Linked DNA regions of Mus musculus: region 2 is linked to region 1. Evidence: chromatin loops called from intact Hi-C (ENCODE). Cell type or tissue: heart. All regions are shown on one strand. Links, peaks and the distances in the headings refer to the core of each region. The heading gives the core; the rest is flanking DNA. Region 1 holds the start of Map2k6 (mitogen-activated protein kinase kinase 6). Region 2 overlaps Map2k6 (mitogen-activated protein kinase kinase 6).

Region 1 (9,956 bases), core at 725-8,724:
TAATGTCACCACTGTCCTCTCCCTTGCTCCTGATATCTACCAGACACTTCTGCTAAAGTGGAACTGCTCAGATCCGGACTGCTCCCTGGGAGGTCAGTTTGCAAAATGTCATAGGAGCGTTTCTTGTCTCGTCTCTTAAGATGTGTCGTTAGGATGGCTATTCCCTGTCTTGCCAAACAAGAGATCAGGAACCCTTCTAGTTGCCAAATAGAAAGACGTTTAGCTAATTAAAAAAAAATGTTGTTCTGAAATCTTTAGTGGCTTCAGCAGACAGGTGAGCTGGGTTGGGAGCCATGAAAAGCTGAAAGTGACAGAGGCTGACCCTCCATGATTTACAGTGGGAACCAAAGAATCACATAAAGGTGAAAGGATCTGCTTCAGCAGACACAACTCATGTCTACGGCCAGGATTAGAATCTAAATCTCTCACATCCAAATAACTGCATCTTACCAAAACTCATTGGTTTTAGTTAACTTACAGGGAGAACTGAAATCACATGCTATGCAACCACATTCCCCATACTCGACACAGGCATTTGAACCAGATAGCTCTTTGCTGAGGGTGGGACTTCCTGTGTATTGTGGCATGCTGATTGCATTCCTTTGTCCTGTCTAGTATATGCCAGCCTCTCCCAATCTTCCATATTACAATAAGGCAGGCATTGCCAAACCTCCCCAGGAGGCAAAACTGACAAACAGCTCTTGACACTAAGTGATAGCAGGTACCTTCCTTGACCTCCGGATTATTCCTGACACTTATGCTACCTCCTCCCTCACCAACCTGTAACTTCATAATAACAGCTTCAGAAACCAGTATGACCTAACCCAAGGGCCTCCTTCCAAGAATGTCACACTCTCAGTCTGACAGAATGGGTGTTTTCCCAGGTGTTCTGGGTTCCCCTGAGGTGTTAGCTCTATTGTTGGAATCTAGTTATTCCAGGCTCGCCAAGGTTACAGGTCCTTACCCCCTCTACTTCATGTCGGACTGCAGAAGGTCTTGGAGCGCAAGATGTGCTAAGTGCTGTGCTGGGCACTGAGAATTAGGGGCATTGGACAAATCTCTGATCTCTAGGATCAGAGCCACCTGCGGAGACACACAGATAAAGGAACACTTGTCAGCCCTGAGATGAGTCTTGGGTAAGACCCACAGGTGAGGTATTACAGAATTAGAAAGTGCACCCAGTTCATAGAGAGGGTGCTGGGAGGGACAGCCTCGATACGCAGAGCATAGTGAGAATAGTCAAGGACAAATCAGAACCATCAGCTAATGAAAGAGTCTTTCGGGTAGAGGGTCAAGTACATACAAAAGAGCCAGAAATCCTGCCTTCTCCCGGGTACGGTATCAGCCTGGGGTGAGAAATGACCCAGGAAGTTCTGTAGGGCTCAGGCATGGAACAGCCAATGGCGCGCTATATCAAGAAGTTGGGGTACTGGCTCTGAATATAAGTAGAACTTGTCAGATTTGCGTTTTAGAAGGATCTGAAGTCGGGAAAATAACAAGATAAACCTTCGGTGAACCTGTGAAGAAATCACCGGAATTTTTCTCTTGCTTTCGCACACTACCTCAATCCAGCAGAGCAAGGGAACAATTTCTTGACCGTGCATGGAGGGAAGGGAGGAGAAAGACTTCTTTCCCACCAAGGGAAGAACCTCTTTTCTAAACCTTTTCAGGGAGCTTGAATTCCCTGTCCTTCCAGCAGCCCGCTCAGAACTCAGGATCTCTAAGACAAACGGCCCACTCTGTCATTTCGCAGTCTATGGTTCGGCTGGCTTAGGGTAAAAGGGTGCTTTGTGTACGTGCGTGCGTCTGCAGATGCTCAGCGCCTGTTGCCCCTCACGTTGTCTCCGTGGAGAGTGAGTGGCAGATTGATTTGCAGAATGCGCTCCATTTACGGGCTGTAGCGACTGTGCGCTCATTCAGACAAAGAACATGCCAAATCGCAGCAGCAGCAGGGATGCGCCACACCAGCTGAGATTAGAAGTCTTCTAGGGTGGCTGAGATGGTTCAGCTGGTAAAGGCAATTAGCATCAAGTCTGCTGACCGGAGTTTGATTCCCAGGACCCACAACGGTGGAAGGAGAGAACGATTTCCTGCTAAGTTGTCTCTCCCGTGACCTTCACATATGCTCCATGTTAGGCATGTATACAAATGTGTGTGAGTGTGTGCAGGCACACGTCTGCGCACTGAATAATTGTATGCACACTAAATAACTGTAACAAAAGAATGGAACTCTCTTTACAAATAGGAGCAGGCTCATTAAAGAGCTAGCTACGGCAGTTGCTGACAATACAAATGGACAGGCAGCTCTAGGTGGTTGCTCAGGCTAAGCCAGTCTGCATGAAGCTGTCTCAGGACCTGTAGGAAAACTGGTGTTCCTGTCATTGTTCCAGAAGGAAGATGGGGGTGTGTTGAAATGGATCACTACACATGTATGTGGTGGTTCAGTGAGACTTTAAAGGCCCACGAAGGAGGAGGCTCTAAGCCTGCTTATATGCAGAAGGAAGGTGGGAAGGTATAGCAGGGAGTAGACCTGACAGAGAAGGCAAAAGAAAGTCCTTACAAGTGGACACATGGAACAGAAAGCTCTTCTCTCACAGGCAGATGCTGCCCCCTCTGTATGTGAAGTCGCCTTGATTAATTTTCCTGAACATCAGTAAAGGAAGCCAGGAATTGTGGGAAATGCCTATAACCCCCAGCACTTCAGGGGCACAGAGGCAGGAGAATCACTGTAAATTCTACACTGAGTTGTAAGCCAGCCAGCCAAGGCATGATCTCAAGAATTAAAAACAACAACAACAACAACAACGACGACGACGACGACGACGACAACAACAACAACAAAAGAATGTCAGTAAAGGTCAGAGGGTGTAACTTATGCCTTCCTCCCCCAATTGAATGCATTTTTATTTTAAGAGCTGATTTGCTAACTTGTGGTGGGATTGGGCAGAGGCAGGAGGATTACAGATTCAGACTCTGTCTGTGTTACAGACTGGGTTCAAAGGCCAACCTGAGTAACTCAGCTAGATCCTGCCTCAAAAGGAAAAAATAAAAAAATAAAAACCAAACCAGGGCTGTGGCTTATTGGTAGCTTGCAAGCCTGGAATGCCTAAGGCCCTAGATTCAATCTCCAGCATTGCAGGGACAGGGGTGGGGAGGGGGCAAGGGTGGGGCGGAGGGGGGGGGGAGGAGAGGACACATGGTAGCTTTCTCTCTGATTCCGGCATTACTCAGATGGTCCTGGCTTCCTAGAATTCTTAATACAATTCCAGACATTTTCATTAGCAGCCCTCACACATGAATCTTCTCTCAAAGTGGCTCTTGTGGCTTTCCACAATTGACCTGACCTATCTCTAGCCTCTCCCAGTTCCAACCCACCTAGATCACTAAGGGAAAATTTACATTCTTAAAGCAATGCTTTGATTAAGTTCCCCGGTTTCAAAACCATTTATCTCCACCCTCGAGCTTCTGAGTTAAGGCCAAGCTGTTAAAGCCCTGTAATAATCCCGCACACCCAGTATATTCTGACCACCACCACGCTTGTATACAAGGCAACCTGGTACTCTCAGTGTCCCAGGAATGGACAGGTGGCCCTTACTCCCCCACTGATTTGCCTATAGATCAGATGCCTGAAACCACCGTTCCCTCCCTATTCGCTCTGAAAGAACATTCCTGAAGGTGTTCTACTAGGCGCAATGGAAGCCAAGCCCGAGCTCTCTGCCTCGAAATGAAGTGGGTGGGAAAGGGGTGGAGGTGAGGGTGGGGGTGTTGCGATTTGTACCCCTTTCAGGGAAGGTTTGCATCTCCAACTGCCCAGTGAAGCGGGAGGCTTTCCCCCACCAAGACACAGTCCAGCTCTAGGCTCAAGCACTGCAGGAAAAAGGAAAAATCCAAAGCCTGGGAAGATGCCTAGCAAACTCTGGACTTCCAACAAACATCTCTTGATGGTATTGAAAAACATTCAAGATAGTAGACTTTATTCACGTAAGGTTACTGTTCTCCACCAGCCGCCCTTTCTTCTCAAGGCCAGGGACTTTTTCCTTCATCCCCGCCTGCCTCAGGCAAGAAAAAAAAAAAATCAAATACCTTAATTTTGATTAAAATTGGCCTTTGATATATATGAAACAAATTTTCCTGTCTAACTGTGTAAGAAATGAGAAACTTCGTAAATCTCTCTTCCTTAATCCCTATCCAGCATTGAAATTCTGCTTTCTTGAAAAGAACTGACCTGGATCGCTTCTTATTAAAAAAAAAAAAAAAAAAAAAAAAACTTTGTATCTTGTCTGAAGAGTCAAATCACCCCAAAAATCTCCATTCAAGAAAAATGTTTGTTGTGAAATGAGATGTCAGGGTGAACGGTCTACAGACAGAGCAGTTCACAGATACTGAGCCGGTTTAAAAAAAAAAAAGCCACATTGAACCCCCAATTAGACCTTAGTCTAGGGGTGCCAAAAGCGTCTTCGCTACCCCTGTGCTCTCTAAGCTGTTGATTCAGGGGTTTTTCTAGAACAGAAAAAGCCTCCTATCATGGACCGCGCTGTTTGTCACCCTTCCCTTACTAAAGAGTGTACGTGCGATGTTTATCTGAGATCTCTGTCGCGCTTAGTCAGTCATCTAGCTCAGCCACCTACAGGAGCACGTTTCCTTAAATCAGAGACGCGTGGACTCTACAGGAGAACTACACTACCCAGCAGGCCTCGCGCCTTTCGCAGGAAGGACGTCTGCGCACTAAGATACTCAGTTCCAAGTTTGGAGCTTTTAGCTGCCAGCCCTGGCCCATCATGTAGCTGCAGCACAGCCTTCCCTAACGTTGCAACTGGGGGAAAAATCACTTTCTAGACTGTTTTGCAAGGTGTGCAATTCCACCTTGACTCCCTGAAAGTCCATCTGCTGCATCGGTCAAGAGAAACTCCACTTGCATGAAGATTGCACGCCTGCAGCTTGCATCTTTGTTGCAAAACTAGCTACAGAAGAGAAGCAAGGCAAAGTCTTTTGTGCTCCCCTCCCCCATCAAAGGAAAGGGGAAAATGTCTCAGTCGAAAGGTAAGAGACTGTTTGCATTAGTTGCAAAAAATGCAAAGGCTTATGCATGCATTCGTGAATGCATGGATGCAATTTTCGCCCGGCGATTGCATTTTTAAGTTTGAGGTTTGCCACAGCTCAGTTGCATTTCCTGTTTAGTGTGTGTCTTTTTCTTTCTTTCTTCCTTTCTTTTCCTTTTCTTTCCTTTTCTTTTCCTTTTCTTCTCCTTTTCTTTTCTTTCTTTTCTTTTCTTTTTTCTTTTTTTGCAGACACAGAGAGTTCCTGTAAGGCAGGGCTTGCAGTTGAGCTGTGCATTGACATTATTTGCATTCTTCTGCTAGGATTACCGAGCCTTTCTGCCTTTTGCACGGTCAGGAGAGATATAGCAGGTTGGTAGCGTCCAAATGTGCAATGCTTTATATAATAGTACATTTCTTTAGTATGCACGCATATTCACAGTAATTTTGTGTGCAACAGGAATCCAAACTTTCAAAAAGTCTCAGAGGTGAAGATGAAAGGCAAACCTCGCTTTAAACTAGCAGGAAATTTCTGTGATCTTCTATTCTTTGGGGGGAAGGAACCACTGCGGTGGCAGCATTCAGCTTACATTTTTATTGATTTCGCTGTGGACATTAGGCAACTTTTGATTTTTTAAGGGAAGTAAAGGTGAAGTCTGGAGAGCAGTGTATTATTATTATTATTTAAAAAAAAAAGTCTTGCTCTTCCGAGGTTTTATACTTTGTATCAGTTGCTTGCAGAGGGGAAGACCTCAATGTGTTGGCCATTTGGAAGATGCTTTTGTGTGTGGGGGAGGATTTCAGGGGGTGAGCGTGTTTGTGAGCATTAGAGCAAACCTGAGACTTTACTGTCTCATTGGCAACTACAGTGAAATCTTCTAAGTGTGTAACTGCATAGACTTGGTCAGAAGTTCAGGACTATGGTTGCCTTCTTTTTCTTTTTCAAATTTAATTAAAAAAATGTTTTGTAAGGTTGTATTTTGCAAACTTACTGATGTTCTGTAGAGGGAACTAAAAAAAAAAAAAAAAAAAAAAAAAAGTCCTGCATGGAGAAACTGCAGAGCTGCTTAGGTGCCTGCTGGAAGACCTTTAATGGCTTGTTTCGAGAGCAATCTTCCTTAACATAGAGAAATCTGATGGCATCTGAGAAAAGCCCCAAAATGAAGAGGTGTGCTAGGTTAACTGGGGCCACCTCTAGAGCAAGATCTGGGGACATTAAAGTATCCAATAAGCTTTGGCCACACTGTGTTTGGAGGTGTGATACCATTTAATTCTACCGGATGAACACGATGTATCTGATCCGGGGAAGAAAAGGATTGCTCTTCAGAATTTCAAGTAAGATTGTTTATGGTTGTTCTTTATTTGTTTTGTGTTTAATGTTAGGGGAGGAGGAAATATTTTACCTGTTTCAGAAATGTGCAGATGAACCTAGAAGTTGGCTTTTTTTTTTTTTTTTTTTAAGGTGTGGATATTCCTTAGCTTGGGAAAACCCAAACTCTTGAGCAGAGAATTCAGAGAGTACAAAAGTCAGTCCATGCTATAGCAACACTAAAGAGATAACTTCTAGTTCCTTTGTATTTGGTAAACATGCACTCATGCATTCAATTCAGCTTAATATATGTATGTATGCAATACATGCTTATGTCTGGATACATGTATGCATAATTATTTGTGCATGCACATGCATATTTGCATGTATGTGTTATGTGCATAGAGTTTGGGGGTACATGAGAATATTTAAAATGAAGTCTTTTTCTCCAAGAATTAGCGTCTGGTTTGAGAAAGTAAGAATGTGAGGACATTTCTGTGACACAGATTGGGCCAGTGAGATGGCCCCATGGGTAAAGGTGCCTGCTGCCAAGCCGACTATCTTAATTCCATCCTCCAAAGCCAAATGGCGGAAAGAAACTCCTACAAGTTGTCCTTTGACCTCCACAGTTCACCACGCACACCCCCCTACATACAGAATAAGTAAACAGAATTATAATAAAAACATTTAAAAAAAAAACCCAGCTATTGAAGAGAAACGGGCCTACCACAGTTTCGAGGCAATAATGATTCTTTTATTTGGTGAGTTGTAAGGAAGCTGCAGGAGGAAGGCTATAGGTACTGAGATCCAACTGACCTTACCATCACCCAGTTTGGACCTTGGGCTCTAAAGTAACTTCCTCTCTCCATAGTTTCTGGTCTTACTTGTAAGATAAATCACTTTCCCCGAAGGTCATGTTTTTTTTTGTTTGTTTTTTTTGTTTGTTTGTTTGTTTGCTTTTTCTTTTTCCTTTGGAAGCTAACAGGGAGGTATGTATACACTCTTGATCATGAATCAAGGATGGGTGGTCCTTCATGTTAGTTTCCATTTATGTAGATGAACTTCTTCTACCAGACCTTGCTTGCAAACTATATCTGGTATGAACATGAGGGTTTGTTTGTCCAAATGGAAAGTTATTGGTGGAAAAATGTGGGCAATTATTCTAGAAATGGCCAGGGGTCTTGGCCTGGATTTTTTTATGTGGACTTTGCCTGGCTCAGCAAGGCTGACTTCAAATAGCCAAAAGCACCCCCCCCCCCTTTTTTCTACTTAGTTCCAGACTTCTTTCTAATACTCTAGCCAGATGAAATGGGAGGAACGGAGAGAGGTGGGTACAGTCTCACAGTATGAAGAATTTAACAGCATGTTCAATTCACGAACCTTTACGAACTTTTCAGATCACTGTAATTCAGTTTTACAGACCTCTAATTTAAGGCATAGCAGAGGCAAAGAATTACAGACTGCCCAGGAGCTGGAACGACTGGGCTGCTTCTCCTCAGCCTTTTACCAACAGTGAGATTCCAAGAAAGAATTTTCTTAAAAAGAGATTCTGCTTTCCACAGTTGTAAGTTTAGGTGGTATGTTTCTCAGTTTGTTTGTGTTAGCTGTCTGGGGTTGAGCTGACATTTTTTTTTTTTCTTTTTCAAATATTAAAGCAGTAGTGTGCCTTTTGAGGAAATCTGAAATGTAAGTTAACAGGAAGGGTCCAAGAGAGTGCCGGAATTCCTGCATATTACAGGAAGGCAAGCCACAGGAAAAGTGTGTCATCTACACTAGCCGGAGAGAAAGCTATTGTGATCGGCCAAAATGGTCTTCTGAGGAATAGAAGGTGTTCTAGCATCTCCTGGTTTACCTGAAAATATATAAATTTGACCCCTTTAGCAGCCAGTCTTTCTTGCTTCTTTTTCTATTCACCTTGAAATAAAAAACCACGAAACAATATGAGCTTATTTTAGTTGAATGCAGTCATAAGTAAGTCATGTAAGAAATGCTTCCAAGTTGTACTTCAGAAGGGACATGGAAAATGGCAGGGACCATCTCAGCCTTCCTGAGTTAATCTCTGCTTCTGTAATTCACTCTCCCCGGGAGCACCAGATGTGTACATTTCTCATTCAGTGTACACGCCTTTGTTGGGTCGTATCAGGCAGACTTGTCATGCTTAGCCTGTAATCTGAGCTGGTGTGTTTTATAACTCTGTTGGTCTCAGGACACCAAGGCAGAATTGGCACCTTGGGCCTCCTGTTTGCTTTGTGTTGGTGTTGCTTTCTCTTCTTTCTAGCATGGTGTGTGTGTGTGTGTGTGTGTGTGTGTGTGTGTGTGTGTTGGTGATGCAGTTTCTGGACACAAGGGTTGAGATTCTCAGTTTTTCACAGATTAATACTATTAATTATTGTTTTCTAACAACATCCCCTCATCTATTAAAACCTAAAAAATTTACAAGGAGTAGTTTTAAACCTTTAAAATGTTTATAAATAATACTTCTTTTTCTTTTTCTTTTTTTTTTTTTCTTTTTGGCTTTTCGAGACAGGGTTTCTCTGTTGTATCCCTGGCTGTCCTGGAACTCACTCTGTAGACCAGGCTGGCCTTGAACTCAGAAATCTGCCTGCCTCTGCCTCCCGAGTGCTGGGATTAAAGGCGTGTGCCACCACTGCCCAGCATTGTGTGTGTGTGTGTGTGTGTGTGTGTGTGTGTGTGTGTGTGTTGGTGATGCAGTTTCTGGACACAAGGGTTGAGATTATTCTTTATTATTCTTCTTTATTATAGGAATATTCAATAGAAAAGGAAAACAAAAATGACTAATGCCTGCATATTACATTGTTACATAGATGCTTTAGGCTTTTGGTCTGTGCCTATGAGTTTGAAAAATGTAAGATATGTGGCCCACTAGTGCCTACTAGACTACTTTTCATTTCACCAATGTACTATGAAGTGTGTCTGAATCCATGTACCTCTATGTTTGCAGTATCCAGTTCCATTGCATTTGCTTAAGTAGAATTTCAATACCTGTTTTCTTCAAGACTCTTTCACACTTATTGCCACATATTCCCGGGCAAATGACAGCAAGAGACTGAATTCCAGGAAGTCAACTGCAGATTGTGAATGTCGACTTCTCCTTTATCCCCCAGTACTTTCTCTCTGTTTCAAAACCAGGCTTTTACCATCCTTAGTATATAAGTGGTCCATATTACTTGAAAATTTTAAACCAAAGAGGAAATTCATGATGAGAGCACACAACTTGAGCTAACTTTGATGGTGCATGCCTTTTAAATCTTGAAACTAGGTAGACAGAGGCAAGTGGATCTCTGTGAGTTCAAAAACATCCTGGTCAACATCGTGAGTTCTAGGCCGGCCAGGGCTGCATAGTGAGTATCTCAAAAATTGCACTTGTGAGCATGCACACGAGTGCACACACACACACACACACACACACACACACACACACAACCTCAAACTTCTCAGGGATAAGTTGCTGTTCCCTTTTGATAACTATCTTTGTACACACAGTCTTACATGTGTTATTTTACTGTTTGGGATATTTTCCTTAAACTCTCCCGTGACATTTGGCTGTCTTCCCACACTAGTACACACGCAGTAACCTCACTTTTTGTTAT
Region 2 (9,956 bases), core at 982-8,981, 49 kb after region 1:
TTATCCTGGGCATCTTGTCTTCTTTCCTCTCTCCTTCCTTCCTTCCTTCCTTCCTTCCTTCCTTCCTTCCTTCCTCCTTTCCTCCTTTTTTTCCTTTTCCCCCTTCCCTCCCTCCCCAAACACAAGTAAATGAATAAATGTAATAAAAACATAGAAACAAAATTTGCATCCACAATAAATACCCTAGATGAAGAAGAGAGGAGAGAGAGAGAGAGAGAGAGAGAGAGAGAGAGAGAGAGAGAAAGAGAGAGAGAGAGAGAGAAGCAAGCTTCTGCATTTAAAACAAACAATCCTGCAGACCAATAGCAGACCCTTAGGCTTTATCTATCTGTCCATCCGTCTATCTATCTATCTATCTATCTATCATCTATCTATCTATCTATCTATCTATCTATCTATCTTTCTGACACAGGGTCTCACTGTGTAGTGCTGGCTGGTCTGGAGCTCACTACATAGACCAGGCTAGCCTTAAATACTCAGCATCTGCTTGCCTTTGCCTCCCAAGTGCTGGGACTAAAGGCATACCCCACCATGTCTGGCCTTACCTTGAGGTTCCAGGGCAGATCTTAGCTCTTGAGTTACCTGTGATTTCCTTTAAAGCTTTAGAATAAAGAAACCCAAGTTCAAAATTTGCGTTGACTCTGATGAAGCCGACAATATTCACTGTCCTCCGTTGGCTCCCTATTGCTGTTCTAACACCCCAGTTCTCCTGCTGGCCCTAGTTTTCATCTGGCTTTCCTTCCCACTTATTGCAAGCTCCCTACCCTCCCGTTGCCAGTTGCTCTAGAAAAATGTAGCATGTCTGAGTGTGGGATAAAAGGAAACATTTTCATTCACCTGTATCCATTGTTAGAAACGTCAGTTTTTGTGTGTGGCCCTTTTGGATCAAGGTCATCATGTGTCTTGACTGTTTGGATTTTCTTTTGGGGCACTTATGTCTTAGTGTCTTGAGTCTGGCTTCTCTGCACTTCTCCAAAATGCCTTTTGCAGGGCTAGACAGGTGATTAAGTGGTTAAGAGCTGCTCTTTCAGAGGATCCGTGTTCTGTTCTCATCACCAAGGGCATGTGGTTCTCAGCTGCCTGTAATTCTAACTCCAGAGGATTTGACACTCTCTTCTGTTCTACAAAGATATATGCACGTGCGCGCGCGCACGCACACACACACACACACACACACACACACACACACACACACACTATTCACATAGGAAAATTAAGCCTAGAAATTAAAAAACAAAACAAAAGCAAAATAAAACAAAAACCCCATCTTTTTTTTCTGAAGTCCCCAGGGCCTCTCTTATTTTTAAAATCACTGACCCTTTGGAGCACTTTGAGGGAAACCCCGTAGAGGCTGGCAGACTTCCGTGAAAAGCTCTGTATTTGGTTCTGAGCTCCTTTGCCGGTCTGCAGTATGAACGGTTGTGTCCGTGCCAGGGAGGAGTTGGACTTTACTCTGTCTTTGTTTGCCAATCTCCAGGCAGCAAAGTAGCCAGTCTCTGAACATTCTTACATTAAAGACATGTTGCACAAAATTGAATTTATTACCATTTTATTTTTCTGTTTATCGTTAATTTATTATTTTTTTAATCATTAATCATTTGGGAATCATTTAGTTCCCAATTCCTTTACTTGCAGAATCCCCTCAGATGAATTCGTGATTTTCCTTATGACATGTATGTTCTGTGGTTGATTCAGACTGGCATCTCCCTTTGGTTTGTAAGGTGCACCTAGCTTAGTGTCCTTTCCTGTTGTGGTGATAAAATGCCCCGGCAAGAGCAGCTTAAGGAGGAAAGGGTTTGTTCGGCTCACAGTCCAAGGCAACTGTCGGTCCTGTGGGGAAGTCAACACAGTAAGAACTTGAAGCCAGTGGTTAAATCTCATCCACAATGTAGAGCAGAGAGCAATATACGCATGCGCATGAGCGCACTCGCACTCGCGCATGCGCACACGTACACGCTCGTGTGCCCCAGCTCATTCATCGTCTTCACTTCATACAATTCTGGATCCCCAGCTGCAGCCATGGCCATACCCACAATTAAGATGAGTCTTCCAATAGCAATAATCCCTTCCAGATGTGTCTCCTAGTTCTAGGTTTTGCCAAGTTGACAGTACCAACCACCACAGTACCTTTATCCAGGGTCACTAAATAAGTAATTATTCCTTTGCAAACCTGTAAAGGGAAAGATGGGGAGGTAGCAGAGCAGCTAAGAGCACCGGCTGCTTCTCTCGGGGACCTGGATTTGATTCCTAGCACCCACGTGGCGGCGGCTCGCAACTGTCTCCAGCTCCAGTCTCAGGGAGTTCCCCTCTTCTGGCCTTTGCAGGCATGGCCTGCATGTGGTACACAGATTCACATACAGGCCAAACACCCAAACATAAACAATGAAATGCAATTGAGAAAAGAATCTGTGAGGTAAATCCTTAAGCTTTGAGAAAGGGAAAATATTTAGATTGAAGGAAGTAGAAAAAGAAGTTAGGATATCTTTTGAGAAACCTCTTCAGTCACAGTCACCTCTCTCTCTTTCCCCCCTTCTCTCCCTCCCCTCTCTCCTTTTCTCTCTTCCCCTCTCTCTCCTTCCCCTCTCTATCTCTCCTAACCCTCTCCCTCCCATGTCTTCCTTCCCTCTCTCCTTCCCCTCTTTTCCTCCCCTCTCTCCTCCTCTCTCTCCCCTTCTCTTCTTTCTCCTTCTCCCCTCTCCCTCCCCTCTCTTCCTTCCCTCTTCCCCTTCCTTCCTTCCTTCCTTCCTTCCTTCCTTCCTTCCTTCCTTCTTCCTTCCTTCCTTCCTTCCTTCCCCCTGCTTCCCCTTTCCTTTCCTGCTCCCCCCTTCAGTCTTTTTACATATTCAGCAAACACATTTCATTTGTACTCCAGGGCTCTGGTGATTGTCCAATAAAACAAACTGTGTCCCTTAACTCCAAAGTGATTCCAGCTTAGCTCAGAGCAGCCATAGCTTCACAACAATATGACAGATCACTAATGACATAGAAGAAAATTCAGGTCCCAATGGTGGAGGGAAGGGGGTGACCAACATGAGGTGAGAGGTGTCGGGTCCAAAGGAAATTCTGATCTCCAAGATCCAAAAGGCAATCCAAGTGTCTAGAAATGAGCTCCACCTGGACCATGGGAGGCTTTGTAGCAGCTAGTGAAAAGCCAGCATTCCTCAGGAGCTAGTGAAGCCAATTCTCTTACCTCTGTCAGAAGTCACCTGTGGTGCCTATCAGAACATCAAAACTCATGTGTAGGCTCTCTGGGTACCATAAGCACCTGTTACACATTTCAGTCTGTGATAGCATCCTAGCCCTCCTCTCCCCTCCCTTACCCTAACTCCATACAGCTCCCAGGCTTCCCTCCTCTGAGCTCCTCATCCTTCTAATAATCAAGCTATTCTCTAGGCTCTTCCTGGTTTCAGAACACCCTCTCTATTCCCCATCCCTTGGCTCATTCGCAGATCACCCAGCCACCCCCAGTCTGCCGGCCATGTTCATGAGGTCTACTTCTTTCTGTTCTCTCTTCTCGCTTCTTTCTCTCTCTGCTCTGGACTCTTCCAGATGCTTCTGGCTGCCCTTTCTTTCTCATATCCAGAACAAAACATTCTTATACCATGGAGTGGTCAAGTCAGTTTATACAGTGGAGAATGAGTGGGGTCGTGTCAGAGAAGGCACACTATTGAAGCAAATGCTGAAAGGCATCCTCATGGTGCCGACTTGCCGGCAGAGCTACTGCAAGGAAGGGACAGGTTCAGAGAAGCGGGATAAACAGATACAGGTGAGGGGGTGTTGAGAGATGAGGGTGGGCAAAAGGGATACCCGGTATGGATGGATGTAGGTAACTACGTCTGTACGACATTGAAGGTGTCAATGGGTTGGAGACACATAACTCAAAAGGTGAGCCGTCAATAAAAAACTCAGGCAAAAGCTTAGCTAAAACTCCAGAGACTTGGATTCAGCAGAGAGGAGGCACTTGAAGTCAGACACTTACTAGGATGGAATGAGGGGCACACACACACACACACACACACACACACACACACACACAGAGAGAGAGAGAGAGAGGGAGAGGGAGAGGGGAGAGACAGAGACAGACAGAGAGAGCACTTAGAAACTTTGGATAGGCGTCAGGGCAACCTGTAGAATAGTGATGAAAGAGCCACTTAGACAGGTAGGAGGAAGAAGAGTCTTAGATGGATTTAAAACAGTCCACGCCCTTTTTTGCCTTTGCATCCGTAGTTGTGAAGGGAGTCCTATTACCTGGTTGGTTGGCTGGTTGATTGACTGAATCAAGTACTCTAGGCTTAGTTTAAAGTAGTCCAGGATGACCCTGATATCCAGTCCCCCTGCCTCTGTCTCTCTAGAGCTGGGAATCACAGCTGTGTCTGGGGAATCTTACACAGGGTTCACGAATGTTCTACCAACTGAGCCTCATGCCTAGCCTGGAAAGTGTCCCTCCACCCCCCCCCCCCCGCCCCGCTGCCCCCACCCCAGGGTTTCTCTGTATAGTACTGGCTCTCCTGGAAATCACTCTGTAGACTAGGCTGGCCTCAAACTTAGAGACCCCACTGGTGCTGGGTTTTAAGTCGTGTCACTTGGCTGGAAAGTCCTAAAAGGGGACTTAACTTGCAGTTCCTTATTTCTTTGCCTCCTGGAACAGCACCCTTTCCGCAGGATAGATCTTAAAACGATTGAAAAGATAATGCTTGAGGCTTGGTCTCATCTTTGTTCCCTCATCCCTCTGCCCAGATTTCTTCCTGCCAAGTTTTACAGCAGATTCTGACCTGTTGGGTCAATGATCCTGACGGGTGGAGGAGACCATGCTGGGACCACTGAATGGCCTCCCTTTGTCTGGCTGTGTGTTTTCCTGACTGTTTATGGTTTCTGACAGGGTTGTTTTTGTTCTAGGGAGAGCTGGCTTGAGAAAGCCAGCTGCTGAGAAAACCAGTGGGGCTTCACTTCCCTCTGGGGTGATCTCCAAGGCTCCCCCACAGAGTTGTGAGTTAGCATCCCAAAGCCATTCCTTATCCACTGGGGTCAACTGAGGCCGCTGCATCCTTCATTTTGATAGAGGAAACTTCAGGACTTCAGGAGCCTGACAGGAGACAGGGTTCCATTTCAACCACCAATCACACATTAAGCCCCGCCCTCCCCTGGGAGGAGTACGTGGGGGAGGACTGAAGGTGGAGAGGAAGAGAGAGTAAATTCTACTTCCCTGACTTCTCCTTCCTTGTTATCAGTCACACTGCCCTCTTTCTCAGAGCGTACAATGTCAGTTTTAGCAAGAAGTTATGCGTAGACATTTGAAAGGAGGCAATTTGGAAAAAAGGTGAACGGAGGGAGGGTTTCAGTTCACATTTGGGATGAATCACACACACACACACACACACACACACTGGGGATTGTAACCTGTAAACCCGAAGCCGAGTCTCCAGCTCAAGCCTGGCCACGCTATGCATGACCCTGGGCACCCCGCTGAAACCTTCAGCAGGGCGACTTTGTATGCAGCCACCGCGGGCATTGGCAAGGGAGGCTGGGAGAACTTCTACCTTAGTCAGCAGGGAGTTGACTGAGTTAGCATCTCCTCTTACCCTGGGATAGGACTCTGGTCAGATGATCTGTGTGGCCAGGATGTTCTGGCCGTGAAGAGAGGCTTGGCTAGTCTCTGTGGGTTCCAGCACACACAGTTCTCCTGTGGAGTGACAGGGGGAACGCAGTGTGCTCGTCGGGGCTGAAGCAATTGTATTTAGCTATCCCTCTTCTCTGTAGGATCCTTGCAAAGGTGGATTCTTCCGGTGAACTCCTAAGAACTTGAGAATCCAGCCTCAGTTCCTGTCTGGATGGCTTTTGTTTGTTGTTGGTTTTTTGTTTTTGTCCGCATTTGTGACGCTGCGCGCTAAGCCTTGGCCTCATTTCTGGGTCAGTCTTTCTTCACGTATTCCAGGCTTCACCCCACCCCCACCACCCAATCCGGCTTTCCTCAAGCCCCTCCCACCTTTCCAACCTCCTGCGCTGCATTCCTGCCCCTAAGAAGTCATGGGTTTGAGATCACATATGTAGCGTCTTCAAAGATTTCTTAGCAGTTAGGAATGCGTGTTGGAACATGTGCAGATGAAATCACGCTATGTCTGGGATTTGCTTCAAAGGACTCTAGTACAAGTGTGTGCGTGGGGGGTGTGCATAAAGCAAGAACAACCAAGGACTGATGGGTTTTTAATGGGAATCTTAGGTGTGGAAGGGTTCGTTACATTGTTCTCCTGTGGGTTTGAGATTTCTCATAATGACTGGCTGATCAACAAAAACGTTTTCTTTATTAACCAAGCTAGAGGTGATCTCTCCCATAGGTGTTTGAAGCTTCTTTGTCATAGAGTTTTTGTTTGTTTTGTTTCTGGTTTTGTTTGTTTGTTTGTGTGTTTGTTTTTTGACATCTGCTTCCTGTTACAGTTGCTGACAGGCAAGTATAGCTTAGTCGTTAGATGGCCATGCATCCTGACCTGCCTAGGTCAGTGTTAGAACACTCCTGTGCCATGTCCTACATTTACCCTAGATATTTAACCCCACCTCCACCCCTTTCTGTCTTTTCTTTGTCTCGGATTGTGTGTGTGTGTGTGAGAGAGAGACAGACAGAGAGAGATACAGAAAGAGATAGATAGATAGAGATAGATACAGAGACAGAGAGAGAAAGAAGAGAGAGAGAGGTCTGGTGTCCTGCTCTACCATTTTCTATCCTAGTCTCTTGAGACAGTGTCTCCATTGAACACAGAACAAGGCTGATAGCCACTAACCCACAGCAATCCTCCTGCCTCCACCCCACATGGTGCTGGGGTAATATATGCCTGATCATGATCACACCTGACTGTTTTATGGATGCTAGAGATCTGAGCTGAGCTCCTCCGGTTTGCATTGCTAGGGCCCTTCCCACGGAGCCAGTTACATTAATAGCAGCAGGGTCATGGGGAATTCCACTGTGGACGCCAAGCATCCCGTGTGGGTACGACCCAAAGTTCAGCGAACAGAATTTCTCTTCAGTGTGTGGACACATCCACAAAGAAGTAGGCAAGGACCCGCCAGACTTTTTCTTGCTTTCCACCAACCAGCAGCGTATGGGGTGCCTGCTGGCTGATTAAATCTGTGTGGTCAAGGTTGGCTGAGCCATCCACATCTTAGGGAGCAATATTTGTCATCGCAGCTCCTGGAGACACACAGCGGGCCCCCGAGACGGCCAGTTGCACCAGCTGTTTGGGCTGAGTTCCAAGAGGAGCTCTGTGAGGCTCGGTGTTTAGAGGCTTTAGAGTGACTTAAAGGATGTGAACGGGTGCCAAGAAAAATTATTCAGCTTGTGTTATTTTATAATGTTCTGCTGATAACTGACAGGAAGTTCCCCCCCTCCCCCCCGCATCTTTACTTTTAAGCACTCAGAGATGTGTGTTCCCTGCAAATTATATCTTAGTGCATCTATTAAAAATTTATTTTTAGAGTAACTCTGAAAACATTTGAACTCTATAGGTTCCCCCATCCTGTTGACTGCTAAATATTTAAATGCCATGTAACCAATGCAATTTTTTATATCATCTTTCCTTTACAAAAGTGTGTTTGTTTTGATGATGAGGCACGTGACTACTTTCCTTAGTAGTAAAATGTAGAGTTGGGCTTTTTACCCATTACCCGATTCTAGAACATCTCCCTCTCAGAGAGATTCTTTTTGTCTCCATTTCCTCCTCCATAAACTACATCTAGTGGTAGTTGATCGTATAATTTTCACGAAGCTCGAATGAGTTATTGCCTGGGTATTAGGAATAGAGCCTTCCATTATAAGCCTTTCATCTTGGCTTATTTCTCACTTTATATATATTTTATGTATATTTTTGTGAGATTACGTCGTTATTACTTCCAGAGAAAGGAAATGTTTTGCCTAGTGTTTTCAAGGCTTCTACAGAGCTCATGATTATGTTTGTTGAGTGGTTGAGTCCCCAAATGCATGGATGATGGATGGATGTTCTAGAGGTTAGCTGTGTGGAGTGAATTAGCTTATGGCCTGCATATGTGAGACTGACAGGGTCATCTTCCTGTAGGAAGGCTGCTTTTTCCTGTCTGCATCAGCATCACTGCTGAGCTAATGAAATAATCACCTCAATCATAAAGCTGCATGCGCACACTCGCAAACATGTGTGTGCATCCATGTGTGCATATGTGAAGGTCAGAGGTTGATGTCATGACCTCTACCTTAGTTTTTGAATCAGAGTCTCTCCCTAACACGGATCTCACTGATCTGGCTAGCCTGACTGCTAGGTGCCTTCCTGTCTCCATCTCCTGGGTGTTGAGGTTAGAGATGTGGTTCCTGGCTCTTTCCATGGATGGTGAGTGTCTGAACTCAGGTCATATTTACATAGCAAACACTCCACCCACTGAGCTCGCTTCCTAGCTCACAAACTAGGCTTTTATCACAGTTGTCATAGTTCACTGTCTCCCAGGCCCCTGTTCCTTCCACACACGTGGGCTGGGACGGGGCATGTAACATACGGGCTAGTGTTTTATTGTTTTTTGGTCAACTTGACACGAACTAGGATTGTTTGGAAAGAAGGAACTTCAGTTGAGAAAATGCCTCCATCGGATTGGCAAGTCTGAGGAGGGCATTTTCCTGTTGAATGACTAATGTGGCAGCTTCCGGCCCCCTGTGAGAGGTGCCACCCAGCCATGGGCAGTTGGTCCTGAGAGGGCCATCAAAGGTACCTGATGCGCAAGCCAATAAACTGTCTTTTTCACAGTGTCTGCTTCAGTCCCCATTGCAAGGTTCCTGCCTTGAGCTCCTGTCTTGACCCCGCTTGTTGTCGGCCTATACACCCCAGGTTTCCATTGGTCATGATGTTTAACACAGCGACAGGAAGCTAACTGGGACGAGACTCTATTGGACTGTGTGTCTATGTGAAAACATTTAGTTTTAAACCTTCCGATTAGCGGTTGAACTCTGATGCACCACCTACTTAGGAAGGTGGGCTCTGCTGTGCGATATTCTAAACACAGCAGGGACACACATGGTGGTATTTTCATGGATTCTAATAAAAGTAGATAACTCAAAGTGCTGTCCCTTCCTGCCTTTCTGGCTCATTTAAATGCTGCTCAGACAGTTAAATCTTCCTATCTACACACTAGACAAGAAGGGGAGAAATATGAGATTTGTTTCCATCTCTGGTATATATTGTCAGGAAGAGGCTTGGCAATGCTAGTCTGTGTTGTTTTGATACTTTCCAGGGAGAAATCCCGAGTGGGTATTGCAGCTAACGCTTAAAACCGATCGGTCAGCTGTGAGGATCCCAGCCATGAGGAGCTCATGGACTTGTGTTTGTTAGGAAGTGAGCTGTCTGGATCCAGGAAGGATTGGCATAACCTGGAGGGGAGAGTGGGAGAATTGTGAGCTCCGTGGAGCTCGCTGTGCCATTGTGGTGGGCTTCCTTCCATTGTGTATTGATCTGCACTCGAAGAGCAGGGTTATGCCTGCTGTGTTGACTATTGGACAATAGATTTAGATTTAGGTGTTTTGAGCAGGCAATCTGAATATCCTGGAAGCTCTGTACTCTAAAAACGTTAACATGTGCGTTTGTATCAAAATAAATAGTGATAGCAGACTCCAAACTTTTCTCAGTGTGTTAAACCTTTTCATTGAAGCTTAGAGCCAGAGTTGGAGACTGGTTTGCTGTGTCTCTCCAGCTGCTTGGTCCCTCTGGCTCACCCTGCTTCTGTCTGAATTGTCATTCTCCACTTCGACAGATTTGCCTATCTTGTGATGTTGTTTTCTGAGTTTCCTTAGAAAGACTTTTTCTGAAGAACTTGATGTTGTCTCTCCCAATCTCTGCTGTTACTAAGTTTAGGTTCCTTTCTTGTCTCTATTTGATCTTTGCCAGAGTCTCTCAATCTCTTTTCCATTGGCCAGTCTTGTCCTCCATTTTGACCTCCAGTCTTGCCAACTGAAG

What was found. Peaks named below come from ENCODE experiments on the same cell type or tissue, not always from the same donor. Only the 100,000 strongest peaks of a DNase experiment are listed, where the experiment ranks them.
Region 2: it touches region 1 in a loop (1.8-fold over the local background); 5 of 42 quality-filtered maps call a loop at or near these places.

Annotation. Positions count from the first base shown.
Region 1 is chr11:110,394,386-110,404,341 of GRCm38, forward strand. It overlaps Map2k6 (mitogen-activated protein kinase kinase 6), which reads left to right and starts at 4,717. Exons shown (of 12, transcript NM_011943.3): 1 at 4,717-5,040. The coding sequence starts at 5,025. In heart, for the core only: a CTCF peak has its summit at 4,623; a DNase peak (open chromatin) is centred at 4,706; H3K4me3 peaks cover 2,363 bases; H3K27ac peaks cover 1,234 bases; H3K27me3 peaks cover 223 bases.
Region 2 is chr11:110,443,370-110,453,325 of GRCm38, forward strand. The region is part of intron 1 of Map2k6 (mitogen-activated protein kinase kinase 6); the gene reads left to right. Among named protein-coding and RNA genes, the nearest start is that of Gm39446, 28 kb to the right of the region's middle. In heart, for the core only: no CTCF peak of the experiment used is centred there; DNase peaks (open chromatin) are centred at 5,112, 5,622 and 7,232; H3K4me3 peaks cover 1,489 bases; H3K27ac peaks cover 785 bases; H3K27me3 peaks cover 580 bases.